2 separate regions of the Homo sapiens genome follow, and region 1 is linked to region 2. Evidence: read pairs that join two places in POLR2A ChIA-PET (ENCODE). Cell type or tissue: PC-9. All regions are shown on one strand. Each heading gives the region's core, and the rest is flanking DNA. Links, peaks and the distances in the headings are about the cores only. Region 1 holds the start of GNAT2 (G protein subunit alpha transducin 2). Region 2 overlaps AHCYL1 (adenosylhomocysteinase like 1).

Region 1 (16,401 bases), core at 828-8,827, 380 kb before region 2:
TTTTATAAAAAGGGTCAATATTTTAGAGATCCATAATGACATTTTTAGGATGAAATGATACCTGGAATTTGCTTCAAAATAATCCAGTAGGGAATGGAGGTAAAAAGAAATAAGATTGGCCATGAGTTGATAACTGTTGAAGGTAATTCATTATGTTATTTCTACTTTTGTATGTTTGAAAGTTACCTTAAAAAAGAAAAAGTTATTTTTTTTAAAAAAAAAAAAGGTGGCCAGGCACGGTGGCTCGCGCCTATAATCCCAGTACTTTGGGAGGCCGAGGCGGGCGGATCACAAGGTCAGGAGATCGAAACCATCCTGGCTAACACGGTGAAACCCCATCTCTACTAAAAATACAAAAAATTAGCTGGGCATGGTGGCGGGCGCCAGTATCCCCAGCTACTTGGGAGGCTGAGGCAGGAGAATGGCGTGAACCCGGGAGGCAAAGCTGGCAGTGAGCCGAGATTGCGCCACTGCACTCCAGCCTGGGTGACAAAGCGAGACTCCGTCTCCAAAAAAAAAAAAGGCAAGAGGAAGGCAGATGTGAACTGAGATGACTGAGAGGAGGAGGGAAGTACAAGTAACACAAGTGCCTATTGTATGCCAGGCATTTTAATGTTCAGATTCTCGTTTAAACTCCTAAGCCATCAAGTTTCATATCCCCATTTTACAGATGGAGAAATTCAGAAGAGTTAAATACTTGGCTAGGGTCAAGAGAAATTGTGGTGTATTATGAAAAATATTCAGCTTTGTAGTCAAGCAGCCCAATGCAAATGCAGTCTCTGCTATTTATCTACATGACCTTGGGCAGTTAATTAACTTCTCTGAACTTCAGTTTTTCCATGTGTAAAATGAGGCTAATTAGAAAGGTACCATCTACCTTAAGGTCTTACTGCGTAGATGGGTAAAGGGCGTTGAGATGGTATACACAGTACACCTAGCAGTGACTGGGCTTTGAGTGCTCCGGGAACAGTAAGTGATAGCATTATTACAAGATTAGGAGACAGATGGTTAGGTTAAATAAACTCAGGTTTGACTTTGAAGCCCATACTTGTCTATGATCCCATACTGTCTGAGGTAGGATTGATAAATTATGTCCCTTAGCTTTTTGGAAGCAGCTTTGCAATGATGGTACTAATTCCTGACCACCTTCCCTTGGTTTGCCCTTGTAGTTTGTGTCCCCTGCCTTGGCATCGTGACATAAGATGCTCTAGGTGTAGGAGACTCATTTCTGCTTAGTGGCCTAAGTAGATCCTAGATTACCAGATAGAAAATTCTGCCCTGAAAGAGCCATCATGAATCACATTACTCCTGCGAGAGTGTATGACAGAACTGCAGGGCTATCTTAGGGTTCTGGAAGGAGAGGCTTAGTGTACACCTCAATTAAGAGAACAGGGCTGAGGGCTACTAGGCAGAACACGTCTTTTGAATTTTGCATCTTCAGCCTTGTAGGCTGTAGTGAGCCAGTGTAAAGCAATAGAAAGTCATGACAACTGTGGCAGATCTCCCCATAGCATTAAATTCAAAACATTGCTGAAGCCTAACAAAACAGATCCACAGGCTGAATTCAGTCTGGGTCTCCAGCTTTCAATGCCTGAAATTTTGGGTTGGGTGAGGTTTCTCCCAACCAGAGAGAAGACTGGCTAGAAGATTGCTTAAGCATCAACCCACCCTCTCACCAGTCAGTCTTACTAAGATGCGGAGTCATTAAGCTGGTATTCTGCAGCTCTCTCGAAGCAGGCTTGCACCCCACCATCCTTCCACAACCTCCTAATGACCTCCACGAGCTCAGGAGGCATGGTTCCCTCCTCAATGGAGTCAGCCAGGTTGTTGAGCTGTCGCCCGTCATCCTGTAATGCAGAAACCTGGTTAAGAACTTCACAGGAGTAATAGCTTTCCAGGAGGCTTCTGGGAATACTGCTGAATGGAAATCATTTTACATTACTACGAAGACCTAAGATGGAAGCAGTATCCAGTGAAGATTCTATGTAAGAAAACATACTGTTGAATTTTTGAGTATGCTCCCCAGATGCAGAGGGTGGCACTATACCCAGCCCTGGGGTGTGTCTAAAGCGGGGCAGGGGTCCCAGGTATTTCCTCTCTGGAGTTTCTGGCTTCCATCCTTAGTCTGAAAGTTTACCGCCACAAAACGTGGGTCCTCTGCTGCAGAGAGACTGAAAATGTAAAGGCCAGATTGACCATGAAATAGACAAGATAGAAGACAGGGACCCATCACCTTTGTTCTTCAGCGATTGAAAGCTAGAAAAAGTCCAGTACTAGAAGTAGGGATTTCACTTACAAAAGTTCCATGGCCAGGAACCCAAGGGTAGCAATTTAAATGGTAAAGTAAAAAAGCAGAGGAAGCTGTGAGCAGCTTTATTTTGTAAATATGTGTTATAAAGTAGGGCTTGAGGACAGGCACGGTGGCTCACACCTGTAATCTCAACACTTTCGGAGTCTGAGGCAGGAGGATTGCTTAAGGCCAGGAGTTTGACACCAGCCTAGACAAGATGGCAAGACCCCTTCTCTACAAAAAAATTTTAAAAAATAGCTGGGTGTGGTGGTGCACACCTGTGGTCCCACCTACTGGGGCTGAGGTGGGAGAATCACTTAAGCCTGGGAGGGTGAGATTGCAGTGAGCCATGATCACACCACTGCATTCCAGCCTGGGTAAGAGAGGAAGACCCTGTCCCAGTAAAAATAAGGGTGGATGTTGCTTACTTCTCCAGGACTGCATAATTGTGGTGTATTATGAAAAATATTCAGCTTTGTAGTCAAGCAGCCCAATGCAAATGCAGTCTCTGCTATTTATCTACATGACCTTGGGCAGTTAATTAACTTCTCTGAACTTCAGTTTTTCCATGTGTAAAATGAGGCTAATTAGAAAGGTACCGTCTACCTTAAGGTCTTACTGCGTAGATGGGTAAAGGGCCTTGAGATGGTATACACAGTACACCTAGCAGTGAGATCCCACCCAGCAGGTGGGATTTTAGTTACTATTTTTCTTACCCATCTTTCCATATAGTTTGTTGGCCTCTGGTATGTTTCTTCTTGCTAGCCTTTCTGCTTCCACCCTTAACCACATAATAGTAATCACATACCGCACAGCTTGGTTCAGCATAATCGATGCCCAGTGTGGTCATGGCCCGGATGATAGCCAGGATGGACTGCAGCACATTTCCATAGATGATAGCCTTGAACTCCAGGCATTCTTCTGGTGAATAGCCATCCTGGTGAATGATCCTGCAAGGGGCAGACACTCTGTCTTTAGCTGGACCTGAGTAACCAGACCTAAGGGATTAGGAATTTGGGGGTATTTAAAGGATCATAAGAATCCTATCTCTCTGTTGCTACTGCTTTCTCAAAGTGGAGGGTGAGGGACAAGGGGTACAGATGAGGGGCATTGGAATCAGATCCTTTATACCTGGGCTCCTTGAGGCTAAAGAGCCTTTCACTTTGAATACCTCCACTGGCTGTACTGACTTCTTCACCCTATCTTGTCTTTTGGGGCTTTGTTTCTACTCACTTCATCTGTTTGACGATGGTGCTCTTTCCTGACTCCCCAGCACCTGGAAGGAAAAATGCTTATGCTTTCGATTTCCACCAGTTCTCCTCAGCCTTCCAGGAGATGGCCTGGGAGAAGTCAGAGCCACTGCTTGCTTGGGGGTCTTGTTAGGGGAGAATACATAGGGATGACTGCTGCCCTCAATTTCTGGCAGGCTTGAGCTCAGGCCATTCAACCTGGATTTAGAGCAGTTTCTTAACTTCAGTACTATTTAGTTTGGGCTGTCTCATGCATGGTAGGATGTTCAGCAGCATTCCTGGCCTCTACCCACTAGAGGCCAATAGCATCCCACTTCCCTAGTTATGACAACCAAAAGTGTCTCCAGACATTTCCAAATGACCACTGGCAGTCAAAATCTTCCTGTTGAAAACCACTAACAGATTCAGGGGGAGTCCTTTAACATTTCTCCTCTCTGCCTATTTTTGACTCAGGAGAGTGATCTTGGGGTAGGATTGGAGAGAGCTGGATCATTTCACCAAAATAACTATATTTTCATCACCTTGCTGGTTCCCTTTTTTTTTTTTGAGACAGGGTCTCAGGTTTGTAGCCCAGGCTGGAGTGTAATGGCACAATCTCGGCTTACTGCAGCCTTGACTTCCCAGGCTCAAGTGATCCTCCCACCTCAGTCTCCTGAGTAGTTGGGATTCCAGGTGTGCGACATCATGCCCGACTACATTTTTTTTTTTTTTTTTGAGACAGTCTTGCTCTGTCTCCCAGGCTGGAGTGCAGTGGTGCTATCTTGGCTCACTGCAACCTCTGCCTCCTGGGTTTTAAGCAATTCTTCTGCCTCAGCCTCCTGAGTAGCTGGGACTCTACAGGCGCATGCCACCATGCCTGACTAATTTTTGTATTTTTAGTAGAAATGGGGTTTCACTATGTTGGCCAGGCTGGTCTCAAACTCCTGACCTCAGGTAGATCCACCCATCTTGGCCTCCCAAAGCGCTGGGATTACAGGCGTGCGCCACTGCATCCGGCCATTTCCCCCCGCCCCTCCGTAGAGGCAGGTTTTCACCATGTTGCTCAACCTGGTCTTGGATGGGGCTAAGTGGGTTCCCTTTATTGACTAATGTGTCCTAATGTCCTCATTCACACTCTGCTCTCTCCATCAAAAACTCATACCTTCTAGTACTGAGTTTATACTACCCTAATGCCTCGAACTCCTCCTATTTCGCTTGTGCTTGTTCCCTCTAAGCAGCTTATCCTGAATGTAGAAGAAATCTGCTTAGGCTTAAAAGATCTCTCAGTGGCCCCACCATCTCTGTTTCCCCCTGCGTAACCTCCTGGGCTCCTTAGAGTCTGGTCCAGCTTACAAAGATATGCTCCTTTAGTGTGTCCTTACGACTGTGCCACAGATCAGCTGGGGGAAAAGAAGGTGCCTTAGCCTAGTGCGTCAGCTCCCAGATCCCTTATGGGGGCTTGGAAACCCAGCTCAGGCATCTAATCTTCTGCTACGTAGACCCTACCTGCTCCAGCTACCCTACTTCTGTGGTACCAGTGGTTTGTTTTCCTAAGCCACGTGTCTCAAATGTTCTTGTCTTGGTTTTATTTACAGCTGTGATCAATTTCCCTGACAAATTGAGGTGCTTTTATTTTCTCAGCACAGACCAGTGATCTGCTTAGGAGCTCATCAAGTTGATGAACCTTCCATCTGGCAGGAGCTTTGCAGGCAGCTATTGAATAGAGAGCCAGGAAGGGACTGCTGTACATAAAGACACCATTCCTCCTTCCTCAGAGCCCCCTACTTCCAAAGTTTTTACTGAAAGCAAGAAGGAACCACTATACTTGGCAAAAACCAGTGGGACTATCTCTGGTACTGTTGGCACTGACTGTATGGTGGGACTTGTGAGCCTGTTGGTGAGGGAAGGTCCTGTTCTCTTCTGATTTCTTGGCTTAGAGTTCTCTGCAGATTGGGTACAGTCTGCAAGTCCAGGGTCCTTGAAGCCAAAAGGATGTGTTAGGTTTGGTTAGATTTGGAAATGGGTGGGTTCATGGTGGCCCTTGCACTATTCCTCGCTCAAGAGTAGAAAAACTCTGGAATAGCCTTGGCATTCTGGATCCCCTTGGGGTGGCTGTTTAGGCCCCATATTAACTCAGCTCTAGATCTCCTGATCCCCTAGCCAGACTGTGTAGAGGAGAGGAAAAATGACCTGCCACCCTTCCTTCCCATGGGGTGAGGTAGAACCCACCAACCCTTCAGGAAAGTAGGAAGGACCCCTGCCTTCTCTGGCTCATCTTCCCATCTCACTCACCCAGCAGTAGCAGCTTGACAGTCTTGGCTTCCTTATCAGCATCCTCCTGCAGCTTCTTTTCTAGCTCCTTGGACCTCTTGGCCAGTTCTTTGTCCTCAGCACTGGCTCCACTTCCCATATTTGCCGTCTTGTCAGCTTTTTCAGGCCCCTAATCCTCTCTCGTAAGGTTTCCTGTATGTGAGATGGAAGAGAAGGAAAAAAGTTGGGATTGAGTATCCCAACTTGGCTCCCCTAAAAGCTGGTCTGTACGATGGCAGGTGAGAGAGCAGGCTGTAGGGTCTTGTACTCTGCCTACATTGACTGAGACTCCCTACTTCAACTGGAGACCTACTTCTTAGTCTAGGGATTGTAGCCTTTATATCTAGCAATGTGATAGGTCAAGCCAATTAAGAGCTTTGTCAATATGGCAAGGGGTAAAGACTCAAATGTTTCTATAACTAGGGAAATGATCTGCTGGGTTCTGACGGAAGGATAGGATGCACGACTACTTCCATCCTTTAAGGGGTTCATCCCCTGAAAGTCTCTTGCTTCCTTAGATTTATTTGCATCATAGAGCTAGAGATTACTGGCACATATGTAGAAAGCATTCCTTATGTTGAGCCTCCAGATTATAAGGTCTTGATCTCAAGGGCTTCAGGGTATCAAAGCATACTCGTTTACCATAGGCTGGTCCTGGCCAGGAAATTTGTTTTGGGTGGTGCCCTTCCTTGGGAAGATTAGGAATGTTTCAGCTCCCGCAGTGGCTGCTGCTCCAGGAAGCTACTAGCATTGTTCCTTTGCATTGGCCCCTCTCTTTGTACTTCTGTTATTAGCACTTATCACTTCATATTGTACGTCGTTTTACAAATCTTTTCCCTCACTGCATTTCTCCCCCTGGAGCTCAACGGACCAAATCTGACTCATCTTTGAACCTCTCAGAACTTGTAGTTTATTTGTGGATCAAAAGGTTTGGTGAATGAATAAATGCAGGAAAAGGGTGTATGGTGAAGAGAATGGGGTTGCTTCCCTTTGGCCCACTAAAGCCAGCTGAGTCCCAACTTCACTTCATAAATGAACTTTGCTGGTATTCAGTGTGGGGTTTGTGCTGCCTCACACAAAAAACTCTGCTTCTTTGGGAAATTGGACTCCAGACTCTGGCTTCTCAAAGGTTGGGGCAGCTCTCTCTCCTTCTGGCTCTCATCCCAGCTGCCCTTTCCTGGGGGAAAAATGAGGGTGCAGTCTAGCAACTGCCTCACAGACATTTAGGACTCCACAGGTTGTACTCCTCTATGCCAATTATTTCAGTTTACTTAAATGAGTGTTGCTGGCGGAGCCTCCTCAGGTGGAGATGTTTTAGAATTTTGTTGCCCAAAATGTGGATCAAGAGCCAGCAACATCAGATCACCCGGAAGCTCATTAGACATGCAGAATCTCAGGCTTTAATCCAGAACTTCTGATTCAGAATCCGCAGTTTAACAAGATCTCAGGTGACTCTAAAGACATTAAAGATTGGGAAGTACTGCCCTAGGGACCTGTTTTCCGCTAAACTTACCTAATCCTAAGAATCACCTGGGTTGCTGGTGTCTGTGTTTCCTCAAGTCTTAGGTGCCACTGACTAGAAGATTACCCTGCTTTCCGAGATGTTAAAATAGTGTATGTTTTTAAATGGTATGTTAGCATCAAACTCCAGAGCCAGAGAAAATATTTTAAGCTAATACAGGTAGTTATCACATCTGTGAAGTTTGAAAAACCCTGGCCTGAAACAGTTCTCAACTTTTAGTGTACAGTGGCATTTACCTGGAGAGCTTTTTAAAAAATACTGATTTAATTGGTCTGGAGTGCAGTCCAGGCACAAGGATTTAAAAACGTCCCCAGCTGATTCTAGTGTACAGCCAAGGTGGAGAACTACTGAGGTCGAAGGATGTAATTTGCTCTTTCATTTTAGAGCTGGACTTGTGCAGCAGTGGCCAGTTGGGACTGGGAAGGTCAGGAGTAGAATCTAGGTCTCCCCGCCTATCAGGTACCCTGAGCCATAGCTAATTATCTTCCTCCTTCGCACCACCTTTCAGTGACTGTAGGGGCTGATGGAGAAATATGCAGCTGCTGAGGTGCTTTCCATGGTAGCCATGTTTTCCCAATCAAATTGGCAAGTCCTTATTGACTTAAGGAAAAACAGGAGAGTCTCTTTGAAATTGTGACTATCTTGGAATCTTGGTTATAAGGTTTCAGTAATTATACCCCACTGCTAGCCCTGCTCCAGCGTACTCACAATACTGGTAACTCACACTGAGGCCAGAGCCATGCTGAAGGCTACACTGTTCAAGGGGCTGCCTGGAACTATTAATAATTATTATGTTATAGTTATTATAATTAATAACTGCTGAACAATGTAAGTGGCTCATACCAGTTAATTATCACAATAACTGCTATTGTCCCCAATTTACAGACTAGATTAACTGAGACTTGAGAGTTAAGTAACTCATTTAAAGTCAGCTGGGCATAGTGGCGCATGCCTGTAATCCCAGCACTTTGGGAGGCTGAGGTGGGTGGATGACCTGAGGTCAGGAGTTCCTGGCCAACATGGTGAAATCCCGTATCCACTAAAAATACAAAAATTAGGCCGGGCATGGTGGCTCACGCCTGTAATTCCAACACTTTGGGAGGCCAAAATGGGCAGATCATCTGAGGTCAGGAGTTCGAGACAGCCTGGTCAACATGGTGAAACCCTGTCTCTACTTAAAAAAAATACAAAAATTAGCCAGGCATGGTGGCAGGCACCTGTAATCCCAGCTACTTGGGAGGCTGAGGCAGGAGAATCACTTGAACCCGGGAGGCACTGCACTCCAGCCTGGGCAACAGAGCAAGATTCCGTCTCAGAAAAAAAAAAAAAAAAGAAAAGAAAAGAAAAGAAAAAGCCCAGCATGGTGGCATGCACCCAGCTACTTGGGAGATAGAGGCATGAGAATCGCTTGAACCCGGGAGGTGGAGGTTGCAGTGAGCCGAGATTGCGCCACTGCACTCCAACCTGGGTGACAGAGTGAGACTCTGTTTCAAAAACAAAAAAACAAAGTTATATGGCCTAGTAAACAGACAAACCGGTGATCCTTCTTTCTATTACTTCCACATAAGTAGCCAGAGAGAGAAAGCATGGACAAATGCATGAACTCTATAACAGCAGCCCTTGTTAAAGGAACCACTAAGTTGTTTCACACACAGGGAAAGTGGGCTTGTTCCTTTTTCTGCTACTACCTCTGCAAACTTCTGTGCTGCTTCTGCTTTGTTCCCTAACTTACTGGATGGAAGTTCCCCTTTCTCACTGCTAAGCTGAGAGAGGGAACTGCTAGCCCTCGCCTGGCCTGAGAGTACAGATCCATTACTGTGCATACATCATCCTGATGTCTGTGACCTCCTGCCTCTGCCTCTATCGTCAGTTCCTGTGCCTTTCCTGTGGCTGTCCCACTTTATGATCACATTTACGAACAGTTTCCTGATGAAGTAAATAAGGTATGTAGTGCTAGTTCCATTTTGGAGGTGAGTGAACTGAAGTACAGAAAAGTGATCCTCACATTAATAAGCAAGTTGGTATCAGAAGCCAAGCCAGAGCTCAGGTGTTTTGATTCACAGCCCTTTATAACCATTATCATTTTGAATGAAAAGTAAATCACTGTTTCTTAGTGATTTGGGCATGTTTCCTGAGTTAAGGGATCTGTCTGACATCCGTGGTAAGCCTTGTCTTAAGTGAATTGTGGGTAAAGACTTGTCCCAGATGGAGTGGGAGGACATGAAGGATGAGGAACTACCTTCAGGACCTTCCAGTCCATAGGCAGAGGTGGGGGAAATTCACAGAAAAACAAATGAGTTAAAGGGATACTGCAGTAGTGCTGGGAAATTCAGAGCTGTTTAAGACCTAGCATTCACCCCTGGTAGGAAAGGCAATCAAACACACATCTGACTGTCAGACTGACAAAGTTCTACAGCGGAAGAAAGAAAAGGGTGATTGTGAAATGAATAGACTTTCCACAGAGAAGCAGAATAACAGTGGAAGTGGGAGATACGCATTTTGGGGAAAGGAAAGAGCATGAAAAAAGAGGTAGAGGCACAAAGTACAAGGTGTGCTCAGAGAAGACTGGGACTTTGATGTGACTGGACTGGAGTGAAAGGTGCATGGAGTGGAGGGTTGGGAGGTGAAGATGAAGACAAGAAAGGGAAATTGGAGCCAGCCAGTGAAGCGCCTTCAATGGCAAGGGGTTTGACTAAAATCCACTGGGGTCTTATAAACAAGTATAGATGGAAACAGCTGTATGGTGCTATAAACACAATGCTGGGTGACTGAGGTGAGGGGGAGAGGGAGCTGGCTGCTGGGAGAAGCTGAGAAACCAGAGCTGAACAGCTTGTTTCTAGAAGGGCCTAGGCATAAGGTATGGTTTGGGAAATTGCCTTGGCCAAGGACCTTTTTGGAGCTGCAGATATTCTCTCCCAAGTTTAGTATCTGTGAAGATTGTTCTGGCCTAGCTAGGGAGGCGGACATCACAAGTGAGCTGAAGTCCAGAAGCAAAGAAAAGCACTTCTTCAGAGAAACAGGAGTGCACCATCTTTAGGGAGCTGGGATTCCGGGAGGGCCAGTTAAGGAGCCATGTGGGGAACAGGCTAGGAGGGGAGGAAGCTGTGTTTGGAGCTAGGGAATATCTCAGAGGCTCAAAGGCAATGAATGTTAAGGCCTCAGTGTGAAAAAAGCCCAGGCCATAGGATGACTCACTCCTTTATTTCCCAAGCTCTGTTCTGCGTAGACAATGAAACCTCACTGAGATTCTTGCTGGTATGGAGTGGGTGGAGGGATTGATGCCTAACTATAATCAGGGCCGACTTCCTAGCAGCAACAATACACCAGATGACCTGGAAATAGGGGAGGGTTGTAGAGTGAAGGGTGTGTTGCAGATGGGACTAGGGGACTAGCATAAAGGGACTAATGAACTGGTTTGCCTGGGCTGGGTGGAGGGCAAGGATTGCCACCTATTGGCTGCTGAGGTAGGTAGGTCTGCATTAAGCAGGATGCTCAAGAGACCTGGCCCAATGCAAGATACTATCTTTAAAACTATGTCAACATTTGCATCTTATCAGAAGATACATGACATTTATGTAGTTACATGGTGCTTGATTTTTGAGATTCATTTTATTCATTCTTGAGAGTCCATCAGCCTCAAAATCCCTAAGCGCCCCAAGACCAATTCAGTGGGCCATAAATGTAAACAGAATAGTTTAAGTCTGGGGTTAAGACCCCGGGAAGGCTGGGTTGGGGGGACTGTGGAGGCAATTACAGATTTTTACAGATTTTTGTTGATTTCTATCCCCTTGATTATAAAAGTTATGGGTATGTATTATAATTTCTAAAATGCAAATAAATATAAAGAAAATAAATATAACCCATAATTCCATCACTACAGATAATCATTGGTAAACTTGTTGGTGTGTTTCTTTTCTACCCATGTATATCACATAAGTAGGACCATACTGTGTATAGTGTTTTGCATCCATTCTTTTACCTAACTTTATATTGTAAACATTTCCACATCATTAAACATTTCTCCAAGAACAATTTTTAATGGCTGTATTTCATGGTATGAATATTACATAAACATTCCCCTATTGTTCGACCTTTAAAGTATCTAACTTTTCTATGCAATACACATTGTGGTGCTGAACAACTTTTTGCATACATATTTTTCTGGCAGCTCTTTTTAGAAAAACAACTTCCAGAAAGTTGATTACTGGGTCAAATAATAAGAACCTTTTTGAAAATTTTGATTCTATATTACCAGATGGCTTTCAGAAAGATTATATCAGTGTTCAAGGCCACCAGTAATGTGTTTGTGCACATGTACGTGTGTGTGTGTCTCCCATCTCACTAACTATACCCTTGCCAACCTGCATTAGCGTTTATTTTTTGGTTTTTTGTTTTTTAGTCTTTGCTATTTTGATTAGGTAAACCTGGTTATCTCTGTTCTCTTTTTAGTTTTATGGATTCTGTGTGAGGTGAAGAGGCCAAGTTTTTTTTAAGTTTGTTCAGGGAACAGTAGCCAGGGATCAATGGAAGTGGCACCAGATGCAGGTGGAGAAAAGGGTTCAGGGTCCAGAATCCAGCGTGGGGAGAGAAGAGGGAGGCAGAGTTTGGGAAGGATCTCTGCTGTGGGAGTGGTAAGAACTGGGAGGAGCCAGACAAACAGCATTAGAACAACTGGGTGTGGGGGGCAAAGGCCTCCCACAAGAGGGAAAATAGGGAAGAGATTAATTCCTGCTAATGCATTTAATTATATTCAGTGAAGTCTTAGGGACTTCCCTCCACAAGTTCCCTTTAGGTCGGATTATCTACCCCTTGGCAGTGGGGATGCTTGTTGGATAGACCCCAGAACGGCTGCAAGTGAATCAACCTGTGAGTGTCAATAGAGAACCAAGGCCAAGGCTAAAGCAATGGTAATACATGAATACTGAGTACTAACTACAGGCCAGGCACAGTTCTAAGCAGTTAACTTATATTAACTCATTTATCTTAACCACCATATAAAGCAGGTACTCTTACACTCATTTTACAGACGAAATAGAAGCACAGAGAAGTTAGGTAACTTGCCCAGTATCAGTCAGGAAGTAGGTGAAATCTGGATTTGAACCCAGACATTCTGGCTAGAGTTAAAGCTCTTAACCACCAAATACAGAAATGTGGGAAGGGGAGCCAGAATTGCAGGGCACAGCCTCCTACCTACGCCGGCCGGAAGAAAACAGACGACCAAGTGAGATTGCAGGGGCAGGACTTCTGCTTAAAATGAATCCTGGGACAATGATAACAGCTACCTTTCACTGGGCCCTCACTTCGTGCCAGGCACTGTGTAAAGGGACTTTACGTTTAATCTTCACAGTAACCCCTTTGAGTGAGGTACTGTCATTACCCCATCTTACTGATGAGGAAGCTGACGCACGGAACTGGCCCAAGACCCAGGGTCGGCTCAGGCCAGCCCTACCGCGGTGTGGTGGCTGCCCACGTGGCGCCCAGGAAGAGAAAAAAATGGCGAGGCGGGGTCGGCAGGCGGAGGCGGGGCCAGGCGGGGGCGGGGCCAAGGGCCGCAGAGCCTGGCGCGGAGCCGGCGAGATTTTGGTGGGGTCTCACCTGTTGCGTGACTCCCCCACAGTCCGGCCGCGGGAGTCCGACCCTGAATGCCCAGGGAGTGTTGAGAGAAATCTGGACGAGTTTCGGGTCCCGCTCCCTTGGGAGCACGTGGCCTACCAGCCTCTCGATTGCAGGGTTGGGTGGTCGCGACACCGGGGTCGCCTTGAGGCCAGTCCGGCTGCCGAGGTCTGCGGGAGTCCACCTCCGGCCAGCTGGCAATTTTGAAAGACTGCCTTACTTTCCCCATCTCAGTGCCAGGGCAGGGGCCCTTGGAGTGACTTGGCTGGGGTCTGTGGCCCGATCCCCCTGCCGTCCCTCAGGACCCGGGCTTTCTGCTGTACAGACTTCTCGTGGGCAGCCTCCCCTCGGAACTCGGGCATCATGGCCTCAGGTGAGTGTGTGTACGTGTGTTGGAGGGAGGGTCTCTGGGACAGAGAAGTGCTGTGGCCAGAGTGACAAGAGGGTGGGAGTCACAGCACAGCAGCAGGACCTAGGGAAGGCGGTCAGCTCCTCCCAGGAGGGCCTGGGGAGCAGAGCCAGAGTGTGCAGAGACAGAGGAAAAATCCAAAGAGGCTAGGGTCTCTGTCCCAGACCCCCAGACAAGGGGGTCTCCTGGCCTTCCTGCCTTCCTGGGAGGTAGCTATTTGGCGACGGTGGAATTTTCCCGGGACAGGCCCCTCCCTCCTGGGCTGGGATTCTCGGTTCTTCCCCCTCCTCCCAGAGCTGGGCTACCCCGGGAGCTGAGGGTCAGATGTGGAAGGAAAGTGGGTGCTGGGTTTTCACGGAGTATGCCTGCCCTGCCCCGGGAGGACTGTGTTTGAGCTTGGACTCGCTCGCTGCTGAATTCCTGTTTGTTATTCTTTTTTCTTCCAGGCTAGCTGGAAGGACCAGCTAGCCTGGACTTTGGCTTCTTTGCCCGGGAGCCCTGGCATGATGGGGTGAGGGCTCTTGGTGGGTTAGTGGAGAGCTGGGGGCTGGCCCTTCCCCATCTTCTTTTCTACCCACCCCCTCCCCGCCCCCCGCCAGGCCCAGCCACCATCAGTCACGTCACTCCTGGGACTGAGGAGGCAGGGGAGGGATAAGGGGCAGAGATGGAGGCCCCACTCCCCGAGGTTGCCTAGACAACATGAGAAATCGTGGCCAGGGCCTCTTCCGCCTGCGGAGCCGCTGCTTCCTGCATCAGTCACTCCCGCTGGGGGCGGGGCGGAGGAAGGGGTTGGATGTGGCAGAGCCAGGCCCCAGCCGGTGCCGCTCAGACTCCCCCGCTGTCGCCGCCGTGGTCCCAGCCATGGCATCCTATCCATCTGGCTCTGGCAAGCCCAAGGCCAAATATCCCTTTAAGAAGCGGGCCAGCCTGCAGGCCTCCACTGCAGCTCCAGGTGAGTGTGTGCTTCCTGGCCTCAGGATAGATGCTGGGCTCTGTCTTGCCACCTCTCGCCCAAGGTGCTGGTCCCCTCAGAGGGGGCCACCTCCTCCGGCATCCTCTCTGTGGTGGTGCCCCTCAACCTCAGTCCCAGGGACAGCCGGCTTGGAAGGTGGGGTGAGGGGTGGTGGGGGGCGGGGGGTGGATCTGAGATATCTGTGCCAGGGATGCTGTCCTCTGTCACAAGGAGTGGGCATGGTGTGGGTGCAGCAAGAGGTGTGTATGCACACGTGTCAGCGTGTGCATGTGCTAAGACTGCGTGTGAAGCATGTGTGAATGGAGCGGGGGTGTGTGGGACTGACTGTTTTGTGGACTGGCCACTCTGACTGGCGCCTGTGCCTTTACCAGGCAGGCTTAGGCTGTTCTGTGGCTAGTTCCACTTTTTAGGACCCCACATCTAGATCCCCCTCACTGGGGGTCTGACATCTGGGCACAACCATTGCTGGCTGGCATCCCACAACTGGGGGCTTGACTGTATCTATCGTTTGCTATTTGCTCATTCCTGGTCTATATTGTGAGCCTCCTTAGGAGTATGGGGTGTCCTTGGTCAGGTCCGTGCAGGGTTCAGGCTGGGGCTGCTGCCCGCACTGTGTGTGCTTCTGCACCCTTTGGTTCGTCTCTCACTCTAGTAAGCATCTCTGCATCATTTGGAGCAGGCAGTGAGGTGCGGCAGTGCCTGTCTCAGTGAGGGCTTGGCTGCCTGGCTCTGTGCTTGCAGAGGGATATCTGCCTGCTGTCTGCTCCCAGGCCTTGTGGCTAAGGAAAGACCCACCCTGACTTTGATGACCAGATCATGCCGACTGCCCCCACCCTTGCAGCTGTCTGTAGCTATAGCCCAAGTATCAACCTCCTATATTTTTTTGTTTCATTGAAGATGACTGGTGCAAGGTCTCTACTGTCCTGAGGGTGTTCTCTGTGCCCAGGTCTGTGCCATCCAGAAAGGGTGTCCCCTGGGTGGGGCCCTTCCTGGCCCTGTTTGGTTCAGCAATAGGGCAACTGATACGGATCTAGCCCAGAGCTGGAGACCCTTCGGTGGTCAGATGGTAAGAGCATCTGATACTTGTGGGGTCAAAGCCGTGGACACCCCTGTGCCTACTGAGGCAGTCGTGGCAGTGTGTGAGGGGCTCCTGGTCGAGAGGGGAGATGGGGTGCTCAGAATCTCAGAGTTGGTGGGAGTGGCTCTGGAGCAGCCCACTCTGGCTTTTGCTTGACTTCTCCGTAAGTGTGGGTGTATGTGTGTGGTGCTGACCCCTAGAGAAAGGACCAGTAGGCAGCTGAGTCTTCTAGGCCTGGCCTCTGAGAACGTAGCGGTTACTGCCCGTGTGCCACCTTCAGTGAGCCTGCGGCAGCCCTGGAGAGTGGTCTGGCAGGCTGGGGGGATGGCACTGGCTGTTGGAATCTGTCCTGCTCACCCCAGGATTGCTGTGGAGCCTGAGACCCCCCTGCTAGGAGAGGGGGTTGAGATTTGAGCCTTTGACTCAACTCCTGCTGACCCAATATGAACCAGCCATGGAGGTCTGTGGTCGGCCTCCCCTAGAAGGAGTCAGAAGTGGTCTGGGGCCATATGTAGGGAGGAGGTGTGTAAAATCAGGGTTCTCGGGCAAGAAAAGATCTTACACTCTGGGGGTGAGACAGCTTCCCCTCTTTTCTTCCTCTTCCCACTTTGTCCTTTTCCAAGTAAGAGATAGAGTCACCCCATCTCCACTCCTGCCAAGTTCACTTCACTGCCCTTTACTGGCCTATTGCCTTTGCCCTGCACTGGGCCCAGGGAACCTCCCACTGTCCTCAGTGGGCGGGGCTACAGGTAGAATGTATTTTGAGGGTCCCAGGAGTTCATAATTGCAGGCCTTGCCTCAACACAGAGCCTGGTGTTTTGCAGAACACTTGCAGAGCCATTATCTCTGTGAGCCTTATGGCAGTTGTGGCTAGGCAGGGAAGGGACCACTTATCGCCCCACTTGTAGATGAGGACCCAAAGCCTCCCAGAGGTAGGTAGAGACATGCCCGGAAGCAGGAACAGAATCAGATCCATG
Region 2 (16,401 bases), core at 3,311-11,310:
TTATCTTACGGTTAATTTTTGGTGCAGTTGTATAGAATTTACGCCAGGACTTGTCAGAATCACTGAAAGGAGATTTCATAGGTTGGCATTTCCTATCTTCACATCATTAGTATCTCTTGATTCTCCTTAGAGTGGCTGCTGTTGTAGTAGCAGTCTTTAAAACAGGAGTTGGGGTGTAAGAAGATCCTCTTTTTAAGATTTCTCCGCAGGTATTGATTACATCTCTTTTTCTTGTTTGGTTTAGTTAGTTACACTCTAGTTTCCAAATTACTTTGTTCCAAGTTTCTTTAGACATTTAGCTTGTAACAGAAATCTGTTAGAAGATTTCTAGATCAGTAGTTGTCTAGATCTTTTGCTGCCAAGGTTACAAATGTATACCTTTTCTTTTATCAGGAGTGTGTCATTTGGATCCAGAGTGTTTTACCCAATATAATATTCTTTTTTAAAATTTATTTTTATTTTTTATAGAGATGGGGAAATCCCTGTGTTGCCCAGGCTTGTCTTGAACTCCTGGGCTCAAGCGATCTTCCCACCTCAGCCTCCCGAAGTGCTGGGATTACAGGCAAGAGCCACCACGCCCACCCCAATATAGTATTCTTGGAAAGTTGTCTATAAAGGATATTTTGATACATGGAATCATGCAGGTCTTTAGTTGCCTGTGACTCCTAGCAAGTGTACTCTGCCACTCCGAGTAGTTAATGATCTGTAAATAAGCACTTTAATGCCCTCTTGGGGTTGTTTTAAAGGAACTGGCGAATAAAGGAGAATCATTTATACGTACCTGTTTCTCAAGTTTGGGAATGTGAGTATTGCATTTTTATAAAGAATGTCAACCCTGATTATACTGGATACATTTTATTATAATTTAGAACTGAATAGTAATTCAGAACACATGCTAATGAGGTGCGTCAGAAGCATTCCTGTCATGTGAAGGGCAACCTACGTGCATAGACCAGAATTTTTTCTAGCCTGAAATCTGAGAATCCCCAGTTGAAGACAAATTCTTACCACAAATTTTCCTTTTGATTATTGTCAATACTATCAGTGCCTATTGTGTAGTAAGCAGTTAATAAAAATTCACACAGAATTGCAGTTGCCTTTCCTTTTCTGATTCCATATTTTCCTTTGACTCACTCAAGTAGTTCTTTTGTCCCACTGTTGCTTGGCTGTTACATAAGACGCCTTTAACTTCCCGTTTCTGTTCCTAAAACTGTGAGTAGTAGTACAACATAAGGTAAGCACTGATTTTTGGAGTCAGTTTTACCTTTAGTCTCTACCATCTAATAGTTGTGGGACATTCAACAAGTGACGTCCTTTTCTCATCTGTAAAATGGGGAACAATGATAGTGCTATCTATATACATGGTTGAGAGGGTTAGCATTTAGTAAATAGTAATTAGTGGGGTTTTTTTGTACCTAGAGTGACCATATATCCTGGTTTGCCTGGCGCAATTCTGGTTTATACCTGTTATCCTAGCATGCAGTCCAAGGAGTGCCTCCGTAGCTCTGAAAGTTACCCTGGTTTATGTGGCCACCCTATTTATAACTCTCTGGATGATGCAACATGATAGTGCAAATGAGAGCCTAATTTTGAAATGTTAAAGAGCCAAAACAAAGAAGTTTCTATTGGAATGTCTTTTCAATAAGAAAATTTTTTTCTGACAAAAATGTTATTTTATATAGAGCTTACAGCTACTGAACCCCAAAACATTTTGTTAACTACAGGGGTGGGGTGTGTAGACAGAGATCTTAGAGCTTTTGATGGAGTTGAGATGTCCTCTACCTTACCATTCCCCATTCATCCCCCGTAATACATAATGCACTCATAGAATGTGGGTATTTGTCAGACACTGGGCCAGTCTCAGTCCAGGAGTTTATTTCCTTAAACTTCAGGTGTTTGGGGTTTTCCCAAACTAGAATCCTTGAATTACATGAAATAATTGCAAAGACTTCTGAACTGTGACTTTATCATTTTAGGTATGTACTCCAGCACCCCCGCCCCCATCCCTGCAGGTACTGTTTTCTCATTGCTCTTAACAGCCTGCTTCTAATTATGTATAACTGATTTTCTCCTGTAGAAATGTGTGGCCTTTGCTGCATGCCACTCATAGAACTAGAGTGGAGCATCCATGCCTTTGTTGAGAGACTCAGACTGCTTTCATTTTTGTTTCTATCTCTGTTTAATTTTTCTAAAGGATTTAGCCTGGTGCCTTAATCTCAGAATGTAGATAATGATGGATACTGCTTATCAGTATACATTGGGGGGCTTAATCATTCACTACCCAAATGGAACACAAAGTAAAAAGTTTAATGAACTATTGGTAAAAGGTAGTATTTGGAAATCTGGGGTAGAGATTGGAAAAGTACTTTTGAGAACCACAGGTACAAGACTCTCCAAGCATGCTCCTGCTTCTTACCATAAAAGCCCCAACGCCTCCGCTGATGTGCCTGTGTACTTAACCTGTGGGGCTTAATGGGCTTAACATGTTCTTCTCTACCAGCCCAAGCCAGTTCACTTGTTTTAAAGTGGACAGCCTGTACTCAGTTGTGTGATGGAAATGGGGCATATTAAACAGGAGGGGTCTGGGACTGCTCTCTGTTCCATGCTGTTCATCTTGGACCTGCCTCAGGCTTACTTCTTCACAATTTGAGGAACTGCTCAGCAAGAGCACACCCTATTGTTGACATGTTTTTCTTTTCTCTCCGGAACCTGCGAGTGTACGATGGCATTAGTGGAATCCCTCTGAGCCTGTGTGCCAAGGAAAATGCTAATGTGCTGATCCACAATGATGTGTGGCTCAGTGTGAACTACGTAGTAAATTTGTGAGTGACAGAGTAAAGGGGCAAGAGGCTGGAGGAGATGAGTATAACCATCTTTCATTCACTTAGACTTCCTGAATGAAGCCGTTCATACTGAGTTTTGAGCAATGAGAGGATTTTGGAAGTTCTGTTTTTAATAAATGGCTCCAACTCTTCTAGTACTTACTAATTGTATTAAGGTGAACCTTTGGGACATAGGTTTCCATATGCTTAATGGGAAATACTTTGTCCCTTTTCCCCCAAGACTGGCTTGACCTCACGTCAAGACCTCACGTCAAAGCTTTTGGGCCATGACCTGTTTCCTTTGTGGTTCCAGAAATCTGGGGGCGGGGGGAAGAAAAGAGAGAGACCTACCATAAAAGTTAATAGGACAGGCTGGGCCCAGTGGCTCACGCCTGTAATCCCAGCACTTTGGGAGGCCGAGGCAGGAGGATCACAAGGTCAGGAGATCGAGACCATCATGGCCAACATGGTGAAACCCCATCTCTACTAAAAACACAAAAAAAATTAGCTGGGTGTGGCAGCACACACCTGTAGTCCCAGCTACCCGGGAGGCTGAGGCAGGAGAATCGCTTGAACCCAGGAGGTGGAGGTTGCAGTGAGCCAAGATCGCACCACTGTACTCCAGCCTGGCAACAGAGCAAGACTCCGTCTCAAAAAAAAAAAAAAAAAAAAAAGTTAAAGGACAGAGATTCTGATCTGCCCTCTTTGACCAGACCCACCCCTTCTCCTTTCTCAAAGACTTTAAGGAGAAGACTTCAGGTTCTCATGACTGTTAGCTTTATTTTGGGGATGTAGAAAATAGAGATTCACTTTGAATTTTCAAAATGCACATCCCCATCTTTGTTTCTAATTTTAGAAGAGAGGTCAGTAAGTAGACAGATTTGTGTAGAAGATAGAGAATTGGAATATGCTTCTCTTTTGCCTATTTGAGGGAATGCTCTTGAGAATCACTGGATTAGAGACTGTAGAACAATGGTTCTTACTCTTTGAGTCAGAGGTCCTTTTAAGAGTTTAATGAAAATCCTGGTTCTTTCCTCAGGAAAATTCAGGAGCACAAAAATATGCGTATTCTGTTAGAGGATTTATGGGACTTCTGAAACTCATGGATCCTGGGTTTTAAAGTCCTGATGTGGAAGGCCAGGCCTCCAAGCCACAGCATCTCTTTTCATTACAAGTCCACAAACTGCTAAGAGATTTAAGTTTCCAGCCTGCAGTTTGTCCTTATGGCTTGGAACAAAGCTGAGGTTGTTGGCATTGTCAGCTCCCTCTTTGGGATGCTCCTCAGCTTCCCAAAAGACTCATTATAAGTGCCTTGAGAGTTCAGCTCAGGAACTTAACACACATTCGAACCGGCATTTCGGCCACTTTGGGGGAATTTTTGGTATTATCTCAACTCTACTGCTCTTCATATGAAATGCAGATGCCCCTGAAGCTCCAGAGCTGATTCCGTAGGAGTGTTTGAAATAGTAGCTCACATAGTAGATTATCAAAACTAAACAAAATAATTTGCTTCTGTATGTCTCTCAAAAATAGGTTGGATTTCAATGTAGTACTTCTCAAACTATTATATTTTAAGGACTGACCTGATATTTGAATTTTACTCATCATTTGACTTTTCTAGATGGAATATGTTGAGGGCAAAGACCGTATCTCACACATATTTATATAGTACCTGGCACATAATACTGTCAATAAATGCTTATTGAATAAAATAATGTGAGATAATCATTCCTTGGAGAAAGTAAGTTGGACTTATGTGGTGGCTTTGACTCACTTTCCCTTTCAGTTGGCTGGGGTGATTTTTCTAACTTAGAGCCCTCTCACATAGGTATAAGGAAGTACCAAGAACTGCAGGTGAGAAATTGATGAGAATTTCCAACTTAATAGATCCCTTTATAAAGCCAGAAATAGGAGGTCAGGGAGAAGACATCTGAATATATGCCTCCAGCTTCTTAGCCCAGTGGCAGTGGGCATAGGGATATCCTTAGACAATAATGGGGAAGGTAACTTGAATTTCTCACCATTGAAACAACTTTTAAACCCTTAGCATTAGGGAGACTCTGTCCAAAGTTGAAACTGGTATCCTGGTTTATACATGCTCTTGATTTAAAGAACAGGGAGGCTTTCACATAGGGTATTTGAGGTTTGGGGATTAGCGATGAGTTGAATAGTTTGATTTTGGAAAGTACATTGGAACTCTGAAAGTAATAAACAACAGCTCCGTCCGGCAGTGATGAGCAAACTTCTGGTTCTTACTCTGCAACCCTGGCTGCCCCTTCTGAGTCAAAGGCTGAGTTTGATGCTCAAAAGCTATACATGCCCTTCTCTCTTTGAAACACACCTTCTTTAGAATTACAGTCTTCTGGGAACTGGGCCAATGCTTATCCTAGCCAGAAGCTCAGGCTCTAGTTGGCACTACATTTTGTGTGTTCTGTTTCACTTCAAGTGTATAACTTAGGCAAGATTCAGGGGAAAAGGAGACCTTCAGAATTTTGCTATTTTGTGTTGTTTGTTTGTTTGTTTGAGATGGATTTTTGCTCTTGTCGCCCAGGCTGGAGTGTGATGGCACGATCTCGGCTCACTGCAATCTCCACCTCCCGGGTTCAAACAGTTCTCCTGCCTCAGCCTCCCAAGTAGCTGGGATTACAGGCATGTGCCACCACACCTGGCTAAATTTTTTTTGGTGTTTTTTTTGTTTTTGTTTTTGTTTTTAGTAGAGATGGGATTTCATCATGTTGGTTAGGGTGGTCTCGAACTCCTGACCTCAGGTGATCCACCCGCCATGGCCTCCCAAAGTGTTGGGATTACAGGCATGAGCCACTGCACCCGGCAAATTTTGCTATTTTGGAAGTTGAAATAGGTGCTTCCTAGAGATAGCAGATGTATCCAGTTGCTTTGGTAACTAATTCAGTTTCTTATGGGTGGCCAGGTGGTATCCCACTTATTATTCAATACTTGAGGGTTCAGTGCCCAGCTTCTGAGCACCAGCTTTCTTAGCAAGCAAGACATGAAGATTCCCAGTGTTCATTTATGAGAAGTAGCCCAGCTGGCTTGTCATGCTGGACTAGATGAATTGTGAATGTTAATTATATTGATAATACAGTGGCCTTGGTAACAGACTTGTAGCTGCTGTAGAATCTGTTTACTTCAGGTTTGTAACAGAAAAGAGACCAAGCTGGTTGGGAACATGGTGTTCTCAGTGTAATAAGATGTATTGTAAGTCCAAGGAAAATGCATCTTGGTGGGGCTGACCTTATTGCACCCCTTCCCCAAGATTTCCCGGAGAGAAACATTATTCTGGGGATAGTTTCTGTTCTTGTTTGCCAATCAATAATGAATTGAGGTTGGCAAAGGCTGGGTTTTTAGTGGAAGTGGGGTAAAGCATGTTTACAAATCATAAAGTTTAGAAGGAGAACACCTGTGTTAAGCACCTTATTTCTCTACCTAGTTTATAATTAGGAGGGGATGGTTGATGAGATTAGTTTCGGCCCTTGCATTCAGGAGGTGGAGCCCCTCCTATTTGGGGAGCAGGGGGTTCATAATTCTGTACATTCTTTTCTTACTCCGCAGCGAGGGGATTAGCTGAGCACTGGGCATGTCTGGAATGAGAGCACTTTGCCAATTTTTACTGAATTTGGACCAAACTAATAAAAATACAATCTCGGTCTTCCTCAGACAGTCTCTTTGTCATGTTCTCCTAACCCCTAGGATCCATCTGATGGATTGTCTGTTCCTAACAGATGGAGTTGGCATTAAAGGTAGATTCTCTACTTCCTTTGCCTTATTGTTTTATTTCTGAACAAGGCATATCTAATGCATTTGTTCCCTGTATTGGAAGTTGCTTTATCAAGAGCCTAGTAAACTCAGTGTACTTGTGTTTCCTTTTCAGATCCTGCTTAGATTATTTCTTAGATCAGCACTTCTCATTCTGTGGAAGGAGAAGAAGGTATCAGTCACATAGAGGGTTTTTTCGCAATAACTCATTACCTGGCTCTAAACTAGAGCTGTGTAATCAGAATGGGGGAGGAGCTGAGAGTAAGAGAACAGATGGAGAATGGGTTGGCATTTTGAAACAGCTTCACCAGATAAACTTGAAATCTCCCAGATTTAGAACCATTCTTTTAGATTATCTAGCAAGACTGGCCAACATTGTTCGGAAATCTAACATTGAGATGGTAATGGCCCAGGCACGGTGGCTCACGCCTGTAATCCCAACACTTTGGGAGGCCAAGGCAGGCAGATCACCTCAGGTCAGGAGTTCGAGACCAGCCTGGCCAACATCTCTACTAAAAATACAAAAATTAGCCGGGTGTGGTAGCAGGTGCCTGTAGTCCCAGCTACACAGAAGGCTGAGGCAGGAAAATCGCTTGAACCCATGGGGCGGAGCAGGTTGCAGTGAGCCGAGATGGCATGACTACACTCCAGCCTGGGCAACAGAGCAAGACTATGTCTCAAAAAAGAAAAAAAGATGGTAATGCAGCTACCAACTCTCCTGGATGATTTTGATCACGAGGAGAAATCTTGGTCCTCCCTCATGTGAAAGGTCCTGAAAATAGTCTACCGTTGCTCTTTTTCTCAATGTATTCAGAGTAAACCATGACCAGGAATCATGTAGCCCCATCTGCTCAGGGTGCAGCGTCCCAGGGCCTGTGCTAGGCACTTAGGGTGCATCAGTGAACAAAACAAAGATTCATACTCTGTAGAGCTGACATTCTTGTGAGGTTATTATTTGGATCATTTAAGTCCAGTGAAGTGGTTCTTAACCATTGGGGGTTTGGAACCCTCTGAGAGATGTGTACGTATTCCAGCAAAATGCACACAGTCATGTGTCACTTAACAAGGGGGATACATTCTGTAAACTGTGCCCTTAGGCAATTTTGTTGTTGTGCAAACGTCAGAGAGACTTTAAATGACTGGCAACGCAGTAGGTTTGTTACACCAGCATCACCACAAACATGTGAGTAATGCACTGCACTACGATGTCACCAGGCGATAGGAATTTTTCAGCTCTATCATATTCTTATGGAACCACCACTGTATATGTGGTCCATCATTGACCAACCTTCATTACACAGCACAGGACCTTGTAAGGGGGAATTGGCAGCCTGCAACCCATCCATGGACCCAGGGCTAAGAACCTAGAAGACTTGTCTAGATTTGAGGATGTGGTGATTGGGATAAAGCCAGGCCCTGAATTGGGTGTTTGGAACCATTATCTCCTCGCCAGACTGGGTTGTAGTTTCTTGATCTGTACAGCCAAAGCAGTATGTAAACAACTCAAGGATATCACTAGAAAAAGAGGGAATGGCTAAGCCTTCTCTAAGCTAAAGAGTCTATGTTTTATGTGAAATGCTAAGAATGATTCTGACTCTGTTCTCCCTCTTACCCTAGTTTCTAGTTGGCTGGGCTTCTGGTGCTCAATAGATTAAAAGTCAAGTCAGAATAAGAATTTCCCTAATGTGCTAATTTATGTTATGAATTCCTAGACTGAGAGTGATAGTAAAGTTATAAAGATCATGAGGACATTTTAGTGAAATTCTGGCTTCAAAAACACAGAAAGTGACAGGAGTTGAAGGGCTGTTGAAATAGCCAGAGTAGAGATTAGAGAAAGATGACAGGAAGAAAAGGAGGGCAGAACTCAGACAGTCAACTAAGCTGGTGAGCCAGTAGCCAGGAGAGCAGCTTTCTCCTTAAGCCAAAGTGAGCAGATCTGAGACTCATGCAGAAAAATACTCCTTTTTGGTCTTGAAGGGGTCTGTCACTGTTGCTTTGTTACCAAATAGTACCCGGGATAAAAAGCGGGACGGCAGATAAGGGTTTGCCTTAACATTTATACCAACGTTAATATATCTCTGTTGCTGGAAAAGTTGGTGTTAAACTTGAAAGAATGGCCAAACCCTGCCTGAGGGTTAGTGCAGTGTGTAACGCGTACTGCAGAAACATGAATGAAATGGGACACTGGGAGAGAGAATTATGTAGAAAGACACAGCCGGATTTAGAGGTTGGAGCACATAGAGTCCTGTGCTAGTTCCACCTTTACCTCCCTGAAATCTGATCTTTAGTATAACCACAGGTCAAGACCTCTTTACTTTAGGTTGATCTTTACAGGGATATCTAAGGGAAACTTTCCATATGCACACTGGAAGATAGCTGAATAAGGGCTGTGTTCAGGCTAAACTTGTATAAACTCATCTCATTAGAGAACAGAGCCCACAGTCCTCCCCAGAGGAGTGAGGAGGCTCTAGATGGTTCCAGTTATAACTGCTCTCCAGCATATGGAAAAACTGTTCTGCTATGAAACCTTCCAACCAGCTACTCACATAAAGACATTTCATTGTTTGCTCAGTGATGCATTAAAGCTGAGGCTGCCTAAGCTAGAGAATATAATCACATACCAATTATCTTTATTTTTTATTTTTAAAGAAGCCCTTTAAAATAACCAAAAGAATTTCACACCTCACTTCCTGGGACTGGGACTGTTTTGCAGTTGTATTCAGCTTATGAAGTTATATAGTTAAAAATTGCTACTAAGTTTTCGGAAAAATTATTCTTAAAAATTATAATTAAAAATTCTTATTCTTGGGCCAGGTGTGGTGGCTCTTGCCTGTAATGCTAGCACTTTGGGAGGCCAAAGCAGGAGGATCCCCTGAGCCCAGGAGTTTGAGGTCAGCCTGGGCAACACAAGGAGACCCTGTCTCTAAAAAATAAAAATAAAATAAATAAAAATTATTATTTTTTTGAGACGGAGTTTCACTCATTCGCCCAGGCTGGAGTGCAGTGGTGTGATCTCACCTCACTGCAACCTCCGTCCCCTGGGTTCAAGCAATCCTCTTGCCTCAGCCTCCTGAGTAGCTGGGATTATAGGTGCCTACCACCACACCTGGCTAATTTTTGTATTTTTAGTACAGATGAGGTTTCGCCATGTTGGCCAGGCTGGTCTCGAACTTCTGACCTCAGGTGATCCACCCACCTTGGCCTCCCAAAGTGCTAGGACTACAGGTGTGGGCCACCGAGCCTGGCCATAAAAATTCTTAAGTGGAAAATTTTCTCCGTTCATTAATTGAGTATTTGATATTTTTTTCAGCTTTATTAAGGTATAATTGACAAGTGAAAACTGTATGTATTTGGACCAGGAGTGATGGCTCATGCCTTTGGGAGGCTGAGGTGGGAAGATTGCTCAAGGCGAAGAGTTCAAGACTAGCTAGGGCAACATAGTGAAGTCCCCATCTTTTACAAAAAAGAAAAAAAAGATTAGCTGGGCACGGTGGCACATGACTGTTATCCTAGCCACTCAGGAGGCTGAGGCTGGATGATTGCTTGAGCCCAGAATTTGGGGTTGCAGTGAGCTATGATCCTGCCACTTTACTTTAGTCTTGGTGACAGTGAGACTCTGTCTCTTTAAAAAAAAAAAAAGTATTCAAGGTGTACAGTGTGATATTTTTATGTATACATTGTGAAATTATTACCACAGTCAAGCTAGTTAATATATCCATCACCTCATAGTTACTTTGTGTATATGTGTGTGTATTGTATGTGATGAGAATACTTAGGATCTACTCTTAGCAGATTTCTAGTATACAATGTTATTGTTAACTGTAGTTACTGTGCTATTCACTAACTCTCCAGAACTTATTTATCTTATAACTCCAAACTGTACCCTTTAACCAACATTTCCTCATTTCTTCCACCTTCCTGACGCCTGGTAAGAACCTTCTGCTTTTTGCTTCCATGAGTTTGGCTTTTTTAGATTGCACATAAAAGTGAGATTATTTAATTGATTACTTTAAATAAATATCTACCATAACTATGAAACCAAGATTCAGTAATCAGATATCATGTTACTTAAATCCAGAATACTTCAATAAAAATAATAGCCTTACAAGAACTTTTGTTAGTTGTAGTAGTCAGAAAGGTGGTACCAGAAAGTAGAAATACATCAATGGTAAAATTTTTTTTTTTTTTAACCTGAGGTCTTCAAATTTAATACAACATTTATTTTATTTTTATTTTTATTTTTTGGAGACAGGGTCTTGCTCTGTTGCCCTGGAGTACACTGGCACAGTCACAGCTCACTGCAGCCTCGACCTCCCAGGCTTGGTTTATAAATGTGAGCCACTGCACCTGGCCAAATATAACTCTTTTTCTGTTGGTGGAATTCAGCTGTGCTAGATCTTTTAGACATAAGACTTGGAAAGGGTGCTTTTTGAGTGGCACACCACAGATGAGAAAGGAACCTAATGGAATGTTTTTAGTTTAAAAGAAATTATCTGATTGTGCTAAGTGTTCATGTGTGAAAGAAATATTCCTCCAGCACCATTCAGCACAGGATAAACCTCTTCAAAAAGCACATTTAAAGTATATTCTCTGTTGCATGTTTTAGAATATGGTAACTTCTCATGAAATAACCAGCGAATTTCCCCAGTGACCAAAAGAGGAAAAAGAAAAAATCAGTGGCCAATTTGACCATACTAAACTAAAAATTTTGCTTAAACGCAGGTGGAAATCATACAAATAGGGAATTCTGAATTAATTTCTTTTGTCCTAGTAAAGTAGTCTAGATTAGATTGCCCATACATTCTCCTCCTTACTCCATCCCCAGAAGACAATGGAAGTGTATTCTAGAATGGAACATTTTGTTACCACAGTGTTTGGGCTCTGCTATTACTGGGCTCTCCTCACCCTTTCCAGATCTATGGAGCAGTACTTTTCAATGGCAATTTGTTGGCAACGTAAAAACATTACATTTCTTTGCATCATTTTACTTTTCTGAAAATTAATAAAGGTTTTTGGAACTTAAAGAATTATTTTCCTTTACCAGTGCTTACAAATCTTTATCTGGTGTTATAAGCTCAGAAAGCTTATAGTGCAACAGTAGACCACTCCAAGGTAAACTGACCCCTTGGAAATAAAGGGGAAAGCTGCTGTTTCCCCAGCCTATTCCAAAAGAAGGAAAATAGAACTGGGCTTATGGGTGTTTTTTGTTTTTGTTCTTTTTTTTTTTTGCTTTTTGCTTTTTAAACCTCAGTGTTGGTAGCAAATTGCCTTAAGCAAGTCACTTAGCCCCAACCCCTGTTCTGTTTTCTCATTTGTGAAGCATAGATGCAACATTGAAAGGATTCTAGAATGTTTTGAAAATACAAACCCTCTGTAAACTGTAAGCCACAGGTGTTGAGGCAAAGCACTTAAAGTCATATAAATCTAGGCATTCAGGATCTTGGTGTCCACCCTACTAGTAAGTGGGATTTCAAACTTCCTGTACAATCAACTTTAAGTAAAAATCTTCATGTAGTGCTATCAGGTGGTGTTACCAGTGATGCTTGTTCTTTGTATGCCAAGAGTTCAACAAAAATGGTTTGTAAAATATTTAGATCAGTGATATTCTAGCAGTGATATATATTGACAAAATTTGCCAATATTTTGCTATACAAAATTAATTTTTTTTTTTTTTGAGACGGAGTCTCGCTCTGTTGCCCAGGCGGGAGTGCAGTGGCATGATCTCAGCTCACTGCAACCTCTGCCTCCCAGGTTCAAGCGATTCTCCTGCCTCAGCCTCCTGAGTAGCTGGGACTACAGGCACACGCCACCATGCCCGGCTAATTTTTGTAATTTTAGTAGAGATGGGTTTCACCATATTGGTCAGGCTGGTCTCAAACTCCTGACCTTAGGTGATCCACCCTGCTCGACCTCCCAAAGTGCTGGGATTACAGGCGTGAGCCACCACACCCGGCCTTGACAGCTTTTTATTTCCCTGAGCCTATACTAGTTGGTTCTTATACCCTATGAACCAATACAAAATGATTCCCAAGTGAAAAAAACAAGGTGCAGACTATATTATCATGCTACCTTTTGAGTAAGGGAGGGAAAATAATATGTATTCGCTTCCCACACTCCTAAAAAGAAACATAAAAAGGATAAACCAGAAACCAGTGAAAATGGGGAGGGACACGTAGAGTATCAGGGCTAGGAATAGCAGTGAAACTTCTCTGAGTGTACCTTTTAAAGTTTTGAGACATGTAAATGTTTTATATGTCAAAATCAAAGAGAAAAAAGGAAAGCTTTAAGTTCTTACAAACACAAAGGAATGAACCCAACTAAAATATAAAATCTTAACCTAATATATCAAATTGATTACTCAGTCACACAGAAAATAGTACTTTGATTATATATCTTTATGAAATATATTCTGAGGACGAGAAGAACTTCAATGAAACCTTGACACGTCACTCAGTAAATTTTGGTGCGTAATAACATTAGTCTTGTCATTTTGAAACTTTTGTATGCATTATAGAATAAACAAACATTAGAGACAAGACATACAATAGGAAAATTAAACTTTTTTTAAAAAAGGTAATACTAAATCTGAAGTAGAAATATCAATATGAACTCATAAGTAAAAGGATTGATTTCTCTCTCTACCAAAAGAACCTAGGAGTAGTGCATCTCTAATAGCAATTATCACACCTCTTACTCCAGGTATTAGCTTCTAAATACTACTCCCTTCTAAAAGAAAGGCTCCTGAGAGAAATGGTTGATTCCAGGTTTGGAGAAGAGGAAGAACAAGGTGAGCCTGGTATATCTTCTTTTGTCAAAAAGAGTGGAAGGACTGTAATGGAATCATGTCAAAGGACAGAAGAGCCAGCTTGAAGGAGGCTCCCACTGGCCCAATTTGAGACAATATGAGTATTCAGTGCAATTAATGTATAATTAAGTGTAATCTGTTAAATACATAAAAATCTGAATGACAAAGGGAGAAGATTTTTCTTTACAAAAGAATGCCAGCTAATGTGGAAGCATTGATAGAAAAATAGAAGTTGCGATTCTATAACCTTCCCAATATAATTGGTTCAGGCAAGGATTATTAACAGATGGTGAAGTCATTAGGGAATAGGATATTAACATGATGAAAAAAGTATTGCCCTACAAATTAACTTTTACTTGCAAAAGAGAAAATGTACCTTTCAAAGAAGAGATCTGATGTTCTCACTTTAACCAGGACTCAATCTTAGCATTGCTAATAGTGGAACAACCCGACATGTGCCTCCTGATAATGATGCAAGGTGAAATATACTACATAATGCAGGAAATATTCTTGCCAGAATTTTAACCTTTTTCAAATAAAACCTCAGAACTGAACTTCCAGTTTATAGGAAGGAAACCCTCTGAAAAATTCAAAACATGAGTGATTTTATAAGACAATTAGTCTGGATTCCTCAAAGAAAAGTCAGTATCACAAGGGGGTGGGAGACATTGGAGAGACTGTTCTAGATTAGCAGAGGCTAAAGGAACCTAACAACCAACTGCATTTAATGAACCTTGAATCCATGCTGGGTTGGCAGGGTTGAGGAGACTGTTGGGATATAAATAAATATTCTTGAGAAAATTGGGGAAATTTGAATATAATCTGGACAGTCTGGATATATGAATATATAGAATAATTGTTAATATTAAGTGTGATATGTCATCATGGTTCTGTAGGAGAATATTCTTATTCTTAGAAGATACATTCTGAACAATTTATTGGTAATGTTCATGTTTGCAACCTTTATTTTTACAGGACCATGTGAAAGTATGCATGTGTATGTGTATATATATAGAGAGAGAAAAAACCTATTATGGAAAACGGAAAGATTTATTCTAGGTGGAGAGTACAGGTGTTTATTATACTATGCTTTTGAATTTTTTTATGTGCTGAAAATGATTATAATAAAGTTGGAAAAGTAAAGTACAACAATGGTGCTAGCGAGTGGGGATGGAGGGTAGGGGGTGGGAGAGGAGACTTTAATGTTGTCACTAAAGTAGTGGGTATGTTCCAGGAACCAGGATTTCTTCAGTCACCTGTACTGATTTTTTTTTTTAAACCTAGAATTGATGATAAATCAATATCGGGAGAAACAGAGATGACTGGCATGTGTTTATATAATATTGGTGGTGGGACTGAGAAAAGAAGTATGGACAGGTCAGGCAACTAGGTAGGTAGTAGATAGCTAAATAGGCATTGAAACAGTCTGGGTGTGTGTTACATTCTGTTGCAAATTGTGGTGTTCAAAAGATTGGGAAGCCCTTTTCTGTCCTACTTACTGCCTTTTTTCTAACTTCTTATGTTTACTTCTAGTTGGCAGTTGCAGGCCTCGATTACTCATTGACTGGAGCACTTTAGGAGATAATAGTGAAGTGAAGTCAGTGAAGTGTTTAGTCTTACAGGAAGAGAGGGGAGTAGCTCACAAGGGTCAAACTACTCTTTGGCAGAGTTTTTCAAGCTGTGTGTTCCTTACCTTTTAAGTGACTCAGCAGTTTGGGGCCTGGTATTGCCTCACCTCTTCTCGCCGCGAGCATTGACAGAAGATCTAGTTGAGTCCTACTTTGAAAGGAGTATTGCTTCTGACTGTGGAATTGGATTCTAGCTGTGTGTGTGTTATATCCTGTTACTGTTGAGACACAGAGGCGGGAGTCGGCGGGGGAAGATATGTGCTGAGATTAGTCAGCCTGCCCTCCCTCTCCCCCAAGAAACTCAGGCCCCATCTGGGGAGAGTGAGAACTTAAGAAACTTGAGACAGGGAAGGAGAGCCGGGAGCAGCCAAAACCTGCTAAGTCTCAGAAGACTGGTTTCTGCACAAGGGAATGGAAGAAGTGACTGGAGGTGGCTGTGGATTCAACTCTGGCCTGAGATTGATTCCCTTGAGATAAGTTGTTTTCTGGTGGGTGTGTCTGGGAGCATTGTGTTGGGAAGGGAATTCCTTTCTTTGGGAAACACTTTTTTTTTTACTTGAAGTGAAAGGTATTCAGACTTGTGTATTTCTTGTACCAAGGAGTGGGTGTTTATTGATAACTGTTTCTTTGGGTTCATCTGAAGTGGGAATCAGACTGGTAAATATCAAGAAAAACTGGGCATGGTGGTGTGGGCCTATAGTCCTAGCTACTCAGGAGGTGGGAAGATTGTTTGAGCCCAGCAGTTTGCAGCCAGCCTGGCAAACATAGTGAGACCCTGTCTCTTTAAAAAGAGAGAGAACGTAAGGAAGTAAAGGTGTTACACCTGTTTTGGCTGTCTGCCATATTCTCTTCCTTTCCTCTGAAAAAGGAGTGGGTGAGGGTAGAATCTGTAGAAGAAAAAATAAATTAACCAGAAAATATGTGTGAAAAAGGGATTAGAAAAGATGTAGGAATCTTGAAAAGTGTTCTGACACACTATGCTTAGTAATGATGATCTTGTTAAAATATCTAGTTTTTTATTGTTACTTTTTTTTTGCTCAGTTGCTAAGAAATATGCTGACCATAATTTCTAAACAGAAAAATCTCTGCACACAATATGCTAGGACAGACAATGGGACAGAATATATAAATTTAGGAATGTCCCAGAGAATCAGTAGTGTACCAAAAGAGGGATCCTAGCCCTTCAAATAATTCTCTGCAGTAAGAAAGACTGCTCTGCTCACTTCTACATTACACTTTCTTAATGATTTGTTTTCCTAGTAATTGTTGTTTATCTTTGAATCTAGTTCTTGACACTTAGGAAGAAACCTTTTTGAGGAAATTAAAAGCTGTTAGATTGGTATTTGAAATAACGAATTTGACAAGATGTCTA

Evidence for each region. ChIA-PET counts read pairs that join two places held together with the same protein. Peaks named below come from ENCODE experiments on the same cell type or tissue, not always from the same donor. Only the 100,000 strongest peaks of a DNase experiment are listed, where the experiment ranks them.
Region 1: POLR2A ChIA-PET joins it to region 2 with 13 read pairs; 5 of 35 experiments call an interaction of 5 or more read pairs at or near these places.

The regions. Positions count from the first base shown.
Region 1 is chr1:109,606,942-109,623,342 of GRCh38, forward strand. It overlaps GNAT2 (G protein subunit alpha transducin 2), which reads right to left and starts at 12,675. Exons shown (of 9, transcript NM_001377295.2): 1 at 12,542-12,675; 2 at 5,812-5,982; 3 at 3,524-3,566; 4 at 3,099-3,240; 5 at 1,690-1,847. The coding sequence starts at 5,929. AMPD2 (adenosine monophosphate deaminase 2) reads left to right here and starts at 12,896. Exons shown (of 19, transcript NM_001368809.2): 1 at 12,896-13,337; 2 at 13,973-14,325. The coding sequence starts at 14,235. RefSeq lists enhancers at 12,063-12,593, 12,574-12,623, 12,594-13,122, 13,644-13,693, 13,653-14,181 and 2 more and a silencer at 12,814-13,003. In PC-9, for the core only: no CTCF peak of the experiment used is centred there; DNase peaks (open chromatin) are centred at 3,870 and 4,150; H3K27ac peaks cover 866 bases.
Region 2 is chr1:109,988,935-110,005,335 of GRCh38, forward strand. The region is part of intron 1 of AHCYL1 (adenosylhomocysteinase like 1); the gene reads left to right. Among named protein-coding and RNA genes, the nearest start is that of AHCYL1, 12 kb to the left of the region's middle. In PC-9, for the core only: no CTCF peak of the experiment used is centred there; a DNase peak (open chromatin) is centred at 7,727; H3K27ac peaks cover 3,529 bases.